Linked DNA regions of Homo sapiens: region 1 is linked to region 2. A link is a contact called in ENCODE Hi-C data. All regions are on one chromosome and are shown on one strand. The core of a region is the stretch at or near the end of the contact, and the rest is flanking DNA. Distances in the headings are between cores, read along the strand shown. Region 1 overlaps SYTL2 (synaptotagmin like 2). Region 2 has its middle 22 kb from the start of MIR4300.

The links. A loop is a pair of places that touch in the nucleus more often than their neighbours do. Pooled maps may share reads with other maps.
Region 1: a map of CD8-positive, alpha-beta T cell shows a loop between it and region 2 (25-fold over the local background). The contact joins two enhancer-like sites. A Hi-C loop is called at or near these places in 3 of 168 maps with a recorded cell type or tissue (CD8-positive, alpha-beta T cell and naive thymus-derived CD4-positive, alpha-beta T cell) and 6 of 50 pooled maps.

The regions. Positions count from the first base shown.
Region 1 is chr11:85,747,737-85,752,764 of GRCh38, forward strand. It overlaps SYTL2 (synaptotagmin like 2), which reads right to left. Exons shown (of 20, transcript NM_206927.4): 3 at 536-687. Among named protein-coding and RNA genes, the nearest start is that of SYTL2, 61 kb to the right of the region's middle. Within about 2 kb of position 3,020, at least 2 of the 41 ENCODE cell types and tissues checked have a DNase peak (open chromatin) inside an H3K27ac peak, as active enhancers do; they include CD8-positive, alpha-beta T cell, where a contact is called at or near this core.
Region 2 is chr11:81,865,970-81,871,085 of GRCh38, forward strand. No RefSeq gene overlaps it. Among named protein-coding and RNA genes, the nearest start is that of MIR4300, 22 kb to the right of the region's middle. RefSeq lists an enhancer at 4,075-4,144. Within about 2 kb of position 3,527, at least 4 of the 41 ENCODE cell types and tissues checked have a DNase peak (open chromatin) inside an H3K27ac peak, as active enhancers do; they include CD8-positive, alpha-beta T cell, where a contact is called at or near this core.

The sequences.
Region 1 (5,028 bases), core at 1,770-4,269, 3.9 Mb after region 2:
TCAAAACAAAGTTGATGTCTGTCTGGACTTTAAACTTGTTCCTATACAGCTTAATTTATTTTTGTTTAATCAAATAAACAAGAAGGTTTTTCCATTAAAAAAATGTCTTTACGGTCTCTTAAATAATGTACTTGGTTAATTAAGAAAGTACTACCATATGTTAAGATCACTGAAAAGAGAGGCTGATATCTTTTTGTCTAAGCCCTTCATTTTACTCAGAAGATTCTGAATCTTCAGAGTTAAAAGCCAAAGAAGAGGTGGTAGATCCTTTACAGGCCCCAACTATCTATGCTACTATAATTCAACAGGGCACCTAAAGGGCTTCCTATGTTCCTCTACACCACACTGAGTCACTTAGCTCTGCCCTCATCCATCCAAATCCAAGGCAAGGGAAATTTAAACTAGAGGGCCACACATTATGAAAAGTGTACATCCAAATGATTTCCATCAGCAGATTTCTGACACCATTCCCTTCTCCCCGCTCCTCCTTCCCAAACGAATGCTTGTTGTAAATGCACTAGCCAAGTCAACTCACCTGCTATCTGGGGCCTCTTCTTTCTCATAGATGCTCTGATGATATCTGCGCCATGGATTTTGTCCCTGTGCCTTTTTGCCTTGGCTTCATAAAACCATTGGCCACTCATATTCTTCAGCTGCTGGTCATCCTTAATTTTTTCAGGCAAATGTCTACAAAAGGAAAAGATCTTTAGTTTGCTGAGAACCCACAGTAAATAAATGAGTTCATTATGACACCGCATAAAGACATGTGTAAACACACAGATAAAATGAAGCTTTAATATTTCAGATGATCCCAGAAACTTCCCAGATGACTAACAAGTGTATGTTCACCTTTGAAAAGTCAGAGAAGACAAGGCCAACATTTTTTCAAATAAAGGTTTAATCCACGATTCCCGTATGATGCCTGAAATTTCTCAAGAGCAGATTCACTTTTTGGCTGCATTCTTCAGTGTCTGCTGTTCAAATGCAAATACCCCAGGGAGGGATAATACGGTAGGCTTCCCTAAGCCTTGGTTTCCTTATCCGTAAAAAAGCATTAGTAATAGTAACCTTTGGACTTTAAAATTGGGGTTTCTTTGAGGTTTAACCGAGTGAATTCATTCAATAGCTCTCTGCACCTCCCTGGCACCTAATAAACACTGGATGGGGTAGTCATTAGCTCATCAGTCCTTTCCATTTTGGGTGATATGAGTTTATTAGAGACTTTCCTGGAAGCCTGTGGAGGAGGAGTGATGTCTCTGATGCTTATTGTTAGGGAAAGGCATCTTTAAAAGGCTGCTGGAATCAGGGAAGACCAAAATTGAGGAGGAGTGTGTACAGGCAAGTTCCATTTGTGCAGATCCTGCATTTAAGAGTTTCACAATTATTCATGCTTACTGAAAAGCTAAAACCTAAAGAACAAACAAGATAGTCTGCCCTCCTAAAACTTCCCTAAAAACTTTGTTCTAACTGACAAGTCTTAACCTCTCCATCTCTCTATCCATCTCAGTAAAATAAAAAAATCACAAAATCTCTCTTGTTTATAGAGATGTACTTAGAATAAAGTGGAATAAAAGCTGTAAGGGAACACTATACTCTTGGAAGATAATGTGCTAACATAAATCCAAGAGGGTTTTAAGATAGTCATACAAACTAATATGCACTCTTCCTCAATTAGCAAATCAAAGTGCTTCAGGCAGAGAATGTGAATGGGCCAAGGTGGTAGCAGCGCTGCATGTAAGGGTTGCACACAGGCATACCTGGGAGTGGGAAAAAGAGGGGGAGCAGTTATCCCAGGTCTAGCAAGAATGTCTCCTCTCTCCCAAGCGTGCCTGGAGAGTGTCCTTCCACCCAGAGTAAACTCTTACAGGAACTTCCTCTCTTTGTCATGACAGCCCCATCTATAAACCCTAACAGGGAGAGCATCATTGCTTCATAGTTCTCAGTCAGCAACGATATCATGGTTTTTATTAAATGTTCCTAATGGTTTGACACTGCTTTCAACACTGTTTTCAGCAGAGCAAACAACTGCTGGACTGTTGGTGAACCTTTGCCTTCTCCTCCCAAAAGGACCAAGTTTGAGTTCAATTCCAGAATGGAGAAGTTCTTCTACTTCTCCCTGGTGAGTTCCTGGGGGCAGGGTCTGTACTCAATACATCTTTGTTTAGTGTCTGGAAAATACGGGGTATTTATTCAGATCTTGCAGAGTGGAGGAATATCAGATGAGGCTCCTGACCACCTAAAAAGGCTTCAGGTTACCTTTTCAGATTCATTTTTCCAGCACTCACGCCCATACCCCACTTGCCAGCAGGCTCAGCTTCTTACAATTCTCCAGTGCTCTTCTGTGACCTCTGTAGATGACAGAGGCAGGAAGTTGTGGCAGAAAGACTCTGGGTTTTCAAGGCTCCCCAAATTACATCCAAATCTCAGTTCTGACCCTTCCTAGATGGGATCTTGGACAGTTTACCAAACTCCTCTAAGCTTTAGTCTCCTTGTTTTTAAGGATCAGGGAAAATAAGACCTACCCTCCAGGACTTCTGAGATGATTGAGATGTTTAACTGAAAGTACTTAGTACTGCCTAGATCTTGGTACAAGGCCAGTTAATGTGAAGTCTCATGGGATGTCTTTCCCTCACTTCTCTGTCCAGCCCGTTGCTCCTCATCCTTCAAATCCAGCTCAAACACTGCCTCACTGGGAAGCTTTCCCTAACTCAGGAGGGCACAGTTATTACAGTTTCTCCTTTTCCATTGCTCCCACAGCACCTCCACTTCAGTCCTTACTATATCATATTCCAGTGATCTGTTTGCACATCTGTTGTACTCACTAACCTGTGGTCTTTGCAAACTCCTTGAAAGTGAGGACTATGTCTTAACCACCTTTGTAATGCCAGCACCTAGCACGGAGCCTGGAACAGAGCTGATACCCAATAACTGTCTGTTGAGTGAATAAATCAAAGAACAAATAAACGCTCAGCAGCCATCCTGAGTCAGGCAAGAGATCAAGAAGATCCTGTCACTGCTGTGATTAAGTGAACCTCAGACCCCATCACAATGAATGGTGTCTCCTCCTGATGCAGCAGGACATGCTCATCTCTCATCAGAACAGGAAAAAACATCATGAAATGTGGTGTCGGTCAGCATTCTTGTTGAAGGAGGCCACAAACCCTTATAGCAGAACAACACCCAATTTCTTTTCATAAGATTGTTTATTTTTGTTTTTCAACTAAAATGCACTTTGTGGGGATTCTTGTGCAACCCTTGATCTGTTCCTGCCTAAATGACTGTCTGTAAGCCCACGATCAATGCACAATGAGCACAGGTTTTGCATCGACTCCCTGAAACACATGGTCCCTACAAAGGCTGATAGCCATTATAGTAAGGAAAGGGTTTCTGGCTCACTTGTTTTAAAGTGGCAAAAGAACAGGAAATTCTTTCAAATGTAGTTAAGTGCCACTTACATATTTCCTTACATGACTATCACTACTAGGTTTAATAATCAACTTCTTTTTCTATCTTAGTCACTTGTACTATTTCGTAGATAAATCCATATGTATAACATCAAAGTTTTGTAAAGATGTAGATCATTTTTAGAATCCCACTATCTAGTGCTGCTGTTAAAATCTTCTCGTTTTCCAGCCCACGTTCATCTCTCATTTTTTTCTGAACTCTAATTACATCAACAAAATGAGCATTTGATTCTCTAATTATCGTACCATCTAGATGAAGAGAGAAAGGGGTAAGTTTCTTGGGACTGACATTTATCCTTTACCATCCTCTCCACACACACACGTTATGTTTAGCAGAGAGTTAAGTAGAGAGAAGACGCTCAGTAAACACCGGTGGGCTGGTGGGCAGAAGTGAGGGCTGAAGAAGAGCACTCAATCCAGAAAGTACACTGGCCTGCTGGCCTCCCAGGTGGGATGTCCTGGTCATTCTCTCGTTCATTCTCCCATTCCTTCAGCTAGCACACAGTATCTGCTTTGTGCTGAACCACACATCTGACACTTAACAAGCCTCTTATCATTTCATCCTTACAATTTCACCATGCTGTTCAAAGAATTTCATCCATTTCAAAAGATGGCCATTTTACCTCTTCTGTATGCTAAAAGCCATATCTAAACCCTGTCTGGCTATTTGTTCACTGACTCATTAATTCCCATACCAGCCATCTGCTTCAAATTGGACATTAAAAATTCTATCTACAGCCCTAACTGTCAATGTCAACTCCTTTTCATGCCAAGAGTGTGAGCACTTACAGAGGAAAGCCAGAAGAGCAGAAATGCCCTCTGGGCTGGATTCAACACATTTGCCCTCAGCCTACCCCTTTTCTCCTTGTGCTCACTTATGTACACCTCAGCTTCCAGCTACTCAACAGGACTAGGCAAAGCTCGAACATCACCTGCAGGACCTGGTTCATAGTATTTAGTCAACTGTGGACAGCTGCTGGCCAGATAGGTTGACTGGTCTATTCTCCAGCCTTTCTTTTTTCATCTTGCCCAGAATATACTGGGCAAGATGTTTAGACTGTGTGATTTGGAGGTGCTCTCAGATGTTTGTTTTGAATGTGAGAGCTGAAAGGTACCTTAGATAGTTACAAATGACCTCACTTTCTAGATAAAATGATAGAAGCCCAGAGAAGTTAAGAGGCTTGCCCAAGGTCACACAGAGCTGGCAGCAGAAGCCAGTCTGACTCCCAGCCAACACACTTTCTACTACCCGATCCTGCCTCAGAGAGCCAAACATGATTTCGGTTTCTAAGATGGCTGTCACACTTCACTCTTTCTCCTAAGGAACTCAATCTTTGATGAAGAATCTGAAAACCAACATGTGGAAAACAAACTACAAACCTTCCTTAGAGTAGAAAACAAGAAATATCCACCTTTTACATGACACATCGTAGATCTCTGCAGTCTGCTGAGAGGCAGCACAGTGTAAGGGAAGTGCACAGGCCTTGATGTTGGATCAACAAGGCTTCAATCCTGCGGGGCACTTACCCTCTTCAACCCTATCTCCTCATCTGTTAAGTGGATT
Region 2 (5,116 bases), core at 2,277-4,776:
TATTATTAATTCAAATGATTCCCTTTGCTGGGAATTTAAGTTGTTAATATTTTTAAGTTACTGAATTGTTACAGTGAACATAATTGCATGTTGTTCCATTTTCAGGTCATATTATTATTATTATTATTAATTTTCTTATATTCTTTCTGGAACAGTGGGAAACATAAATAAAATATTTGGTACAATAGTCTTTCTAGAAAGACTATTATAATTTTTTATTTTCTTCTATATTCTTTGTTGGGCCATAAGCTCATGAAGAAAGAGGTTATGAGAAATCTTCATTTCTGTATTCTTAAAGAATAATGTCTTCTTTATAAAGGTATTTAGTGGATGTTTAAAGAATAAGCAGCCACATTCTTTCTAATTTCTATAAGCAAAATAAACAGCCACTGGCGCTCTCTGCCCTAGGAACATAGGTGCGTGTGTGAATATTTTTGTGTAATGTACATATATGTGTATATATATGTGTAAAAAATTATACATATGTATGTGTGTGTGTGTGTATATATATATAATCTTACTCTATTCTGGTATAGAACAAGGAACAGGCACAAGATTATTTACTCTTTCTTTGGATTTCATTGATTTTTGATTCATAACCTTAAATGCTTTGAGCTTTATGAGTATTAAGTCAAACACTAATAAAAGTAATTATTCAAATATTATACACATGCTATGTTTCACTTTAGCCCCTGTCCAAAAAAAAAAAAAACAAGTTTTTCCCTTGAAATCTTTTTTTTCTTATACTGAAAATTGCATTAACTTTCACTTATAAGTTTTAACATCTCTCTTTTTTCAGACATCTTTGCTTAACTTTCAAACAATTGCTTTAACTAAATTTCTCTCAGTACAACTATAAAATCTAAGTAGCCTAACCAGGGCATAGTTATGTGGCTAATAACCAATATCTGAGCAAAAACAACCATTCATCTTTCAAAGTCTAACATTGTATTTTCTTAGGACAAAAGGGGAATTTGTTTTAAATTCAAACTAAATTATTGTTTGTCAGAGAAATTTATTACATTTTGAAGTACCGTAAGATAAGCATATTTCAATATAGCCTGCAATTTCTTTTTTGCAAGCCAGTATTTATTTAACACTATTTTGCTTTCTCTGTGCATATTTCTGGCTTCTCCTCCCAAGCTGTTTGCTGTTTTATAGCAAATGAAAATATGTTTGCGGAAATTGCATATAAAACTGTTTATTGAGACTTAAATCTTCTGTGGCTGTTGTTTTTCCCTCAAAGCTCCCAGTTCTAGTTCTCTCTCTCTCTCTTTCTCTCCCTCTCTCTCTCTCTCCCTCTCTTTGTCTCTCTCTCTTTTTGTGTGTGTGCGTGTTTAATATAATTAAATTTCTATATCTTATATACCCTTAGTCTATCATTCATTTCGAGTTGGGTTAGGACGATGGGAGGTAAGTCAGTTTTTTAATGCACCTAATGCTCCTGAACATATAAGTAAAGAAAGAAGAATTTTGTGCTGGATCCAAGAGCATTTATATTTAACTATATGTAAGAAAAAAGATAATTTTTGACACTATATTGTTCATAATTTAAGTTTGGTTGCATATGAATACTTAAAGGTCTTTAACTAAAATATTTGCCATTACTTTTAATGGCAAAAACTGCAATTACTTTTGCACTAACCTAATGGAATGTTATTATTTTCTGAAGGTAAGTCCAGGTATAAGCAAAGTAGGGCTGTACAGCATTGAAGAATAGTCAGATTGCTGACCAATCTGATCCTGAGTAGAGTCTTTATCCAGTACTTGCTATTTGTATTAGCCAGTTCTCACACTCCTATAAAGAACTACCTGAGACTGGGTAATTTATGAAGGAAGAGGTTTAATTGACTCACAGTTCTGCAGGCTGTACAGGTGGCATGGCGGGGCAGGCCTCAGAAAACTTACAATCATGGCAGAAGGGTGAAGGGGAAGCAAGCACGTCTCCACATGGAGGAAGGAGAGAGAGAGAGCAAATGGGGAAGTGCTACACACTTTCAAACAACCAGATCTTCAGAGAACTCACTATCACGAGAACAGGAAGGGGGAAATCTACCCCCGTGATACAAGCACCTCCCACTAGGTCCCTCCCCCAACATTAGGGATTACAATTCAACATGAGATTTGAGTGGGGACATGGAGCCAAACCATATCGCTATTGTTCACTCATTCATTCTCTAGAAACCACCTATCAAAATCCCCATTTTTAGCTGTGTAGTATTTTATGTAAATATCTATAATATACCTACAGATACATGTATAAATTTTAGAATAGTATTAGATTTATAGAAAAATCATGAAGATAGTAGAGTCTGTGTATTCCTCACCTCCGGTTTCTCCTATTATTATCTTATATTACTATGGTGCACTTGTCATAAATAATGATCTAATATTGATAAATTGTTATTAACCAAACTCTATAATGTATTTGAAATTTATTAGTTTTTTTCTCCTTCCTCTGTTTCAGGGTTCCATCCAGGATACTGCATTTAACTGTTATTTTTCCTTAGGGTCCGCTGGTTTGTACTGGTTTCCTAAACTTTCTTTGTTCTTGATTACTTTAACAGTTTTGAAGATCAGATATTTTATGGAATGATCCTATTTTCAGAAGCCCTCAATTTAGTCTCCCTAATGTTTTTCCCAAAATAAAACTAAGGCTATGTGTTTTGGGAAGAAAGACCACAGATACAGAGTGCCGTTCTCCACACATCCTGTCAATTATACATAATATCAACATAACTGACCCCCAACAATATCAATCTTGATCACCAACCTGAGGGTTGTCACGTTTCTCCACTGTAAAGTTACGCTTTTTCCCTTTCTATCCTGTCCTCTTGGGAGAAAAGTCACCATGCACAACCCACACTAAAGGAGTGGAGAGTCATGCTCCATTTCTTGAGAGTGGAGTATCAAATTTATTTGGAATTCTTTTGCATTGGATGTTTGTCTGTTTGCTCCTATTTATTTAATATAAATTTAAATCAAATGTAATTAAATTCAGTATACTTTAATCAAATCTATTTAATATAAATGAACTGTTTAATAAACAGTTAAATATAACTGGACTAATTTATATTTATTTTATACTTTGTGTTATAACACTAAAGTTTTACTTAGTCTGTTGCACAAATTGCTCCAGCTTTGGCCATTGAGAACACTTATGTCCCTTTTTGATACACCCATCATTATGGGATTTTTAAAATCATTTCTTACTTTCTGGAGCTATAAGATACTCTAAGATACTCTAGTATTATCTTGTCTATTACATTCTCCACACCAGAAATTTGATATTTTACCAAGTTGCCTCAGTTCCTTTTTTTTTTTAGCAATTAATATTAGAATCAAATGTCTGGGCACTGAGTTTGCTTGTTGTTAGAATATCAGCATGTTATTGCTTCAGTGAGCAGAGCTAGGAAATATGTGTGTGGGGGGAGAGAGAGAGAGAGAAAGAGATAGGTGTGAAGGGACTCAGCAGAATGGGCGAGGGGCATATGCCAGTCTGAGCAAATGAAGGTTTATGCCACACTTCATCTTTGCAGTTAATCTGTGAGGCTGCTGAGAAACCAGCCTGTGATTCCCCTGTTGCTTCAGCAGGAGACATATGCTGCATATCACTAAATATTACACCCCAAATGGCAAGACACTGTGAAACAATGGCTCTTATTTTTCCCCTTAACCCACAGAGCAGTTCATGTGAAACAGCTTTGGTGATTTGATATGAAAAGGAGTTCCATGTTGTGTGAAGAGGGATATAAAATCCAGAGGAATAGAAAATATCTTCTCATGCTGCTCTGTGGTGCTTGTATGGCATCTAGTACAGATGTGACATTAAGGTAGATTAGATAGTGTGGTTATATGCTCTCTTAAAGAGGAACAAACTTACCAAATAGATGGAGAGAACAAACCACTCAATAGTGGCCAAACCACATCCTGGGCTTGTGGTTAGAGCATCCTGCAGCAAGGAGGTAAAAGAACAGAAGGGAAAATCCCCAAATTCATGCAAATGCAGAAACCTATGATTAGTATACTTGGGCTGACCTATGCTCATTATAATAATGAAAACCACATCAGTGGGTGGAGAATTAAAATGCTAATAAGACATATGAGGTATATACTAGCATGTACAACAATAGCACATGGGCATTAAGGAGACCACCCACAATACGCTTAACAACAATGCACATTTCCACCCCTTCACAACTAATCATGTAAGACTCCTGTAGAAGGAGTTTCTCCAGTGTTAGTTGGTGTTGTCTCATTGTGGAGCAGCCTACTGTGACCTAGCAGAGTGTAGTTTCACTTTGCAATAAAGTTTCCTCGCCTACCTTTACTTTAGACTCTCTCTCAAATTCGTTGGTGCAGCAAAGTCAAGAAACTGAACCAGCCCACTAACAACAACTTTAAGCACATTCTTTTACTCTCTCTGTATTAAGAACATTCAGTGGTCCAACCACTGTGGATACAGGGATGAAAATGGAGAGCTCTTGTACCCAAAACTCTCTGGTAAAGGATAAAGAGTGAAGATCCATGTAAAAGAAAATAACAATTGCAATATAGTCCCTCTAATAGATTTATGAGCAAAAAACCATGAGAACTTGGTAAAAGAAGTTTAATTTTAACATTTTAGTTGTGTTTTGAGACAAAAAGAAACATTATAGTGACGATGTTCTAGACATTAAAGTAGACAATTTACATATGCTAAATAGCAAGCTCCTGGTAAAACAGCTATCAACTGAAGTAGCATTTCAAACACAGACTTTAACAGTGCTATGTCATTATACCACACTGCTTCCAATAACTATTGTGTGCTGAGTTATAGTATTCCAAATGGAAAGAGGTTACCCAGGATAAGAAAACCCCGAAGCACTCACTTAGATGTTCTCCTGGCCTTTGAACGGACTTCCTGAAGGTGCAGTTGGTGTAAGACCAACCATTGGTCCTAGGTTTCCTATAATAAAATACTTTCTAATATTCATAACTACCAACAAATAGAAACCTCTTTCTCATAAAGGAATAAGACTTCCTGTTGCTGAAAATTTTCAAGTGGAGACATGATGACTGGTGAGTCAATGATGCAAATAGCCTAGACTCCTTTCAAATTCTATTATACTGCTCA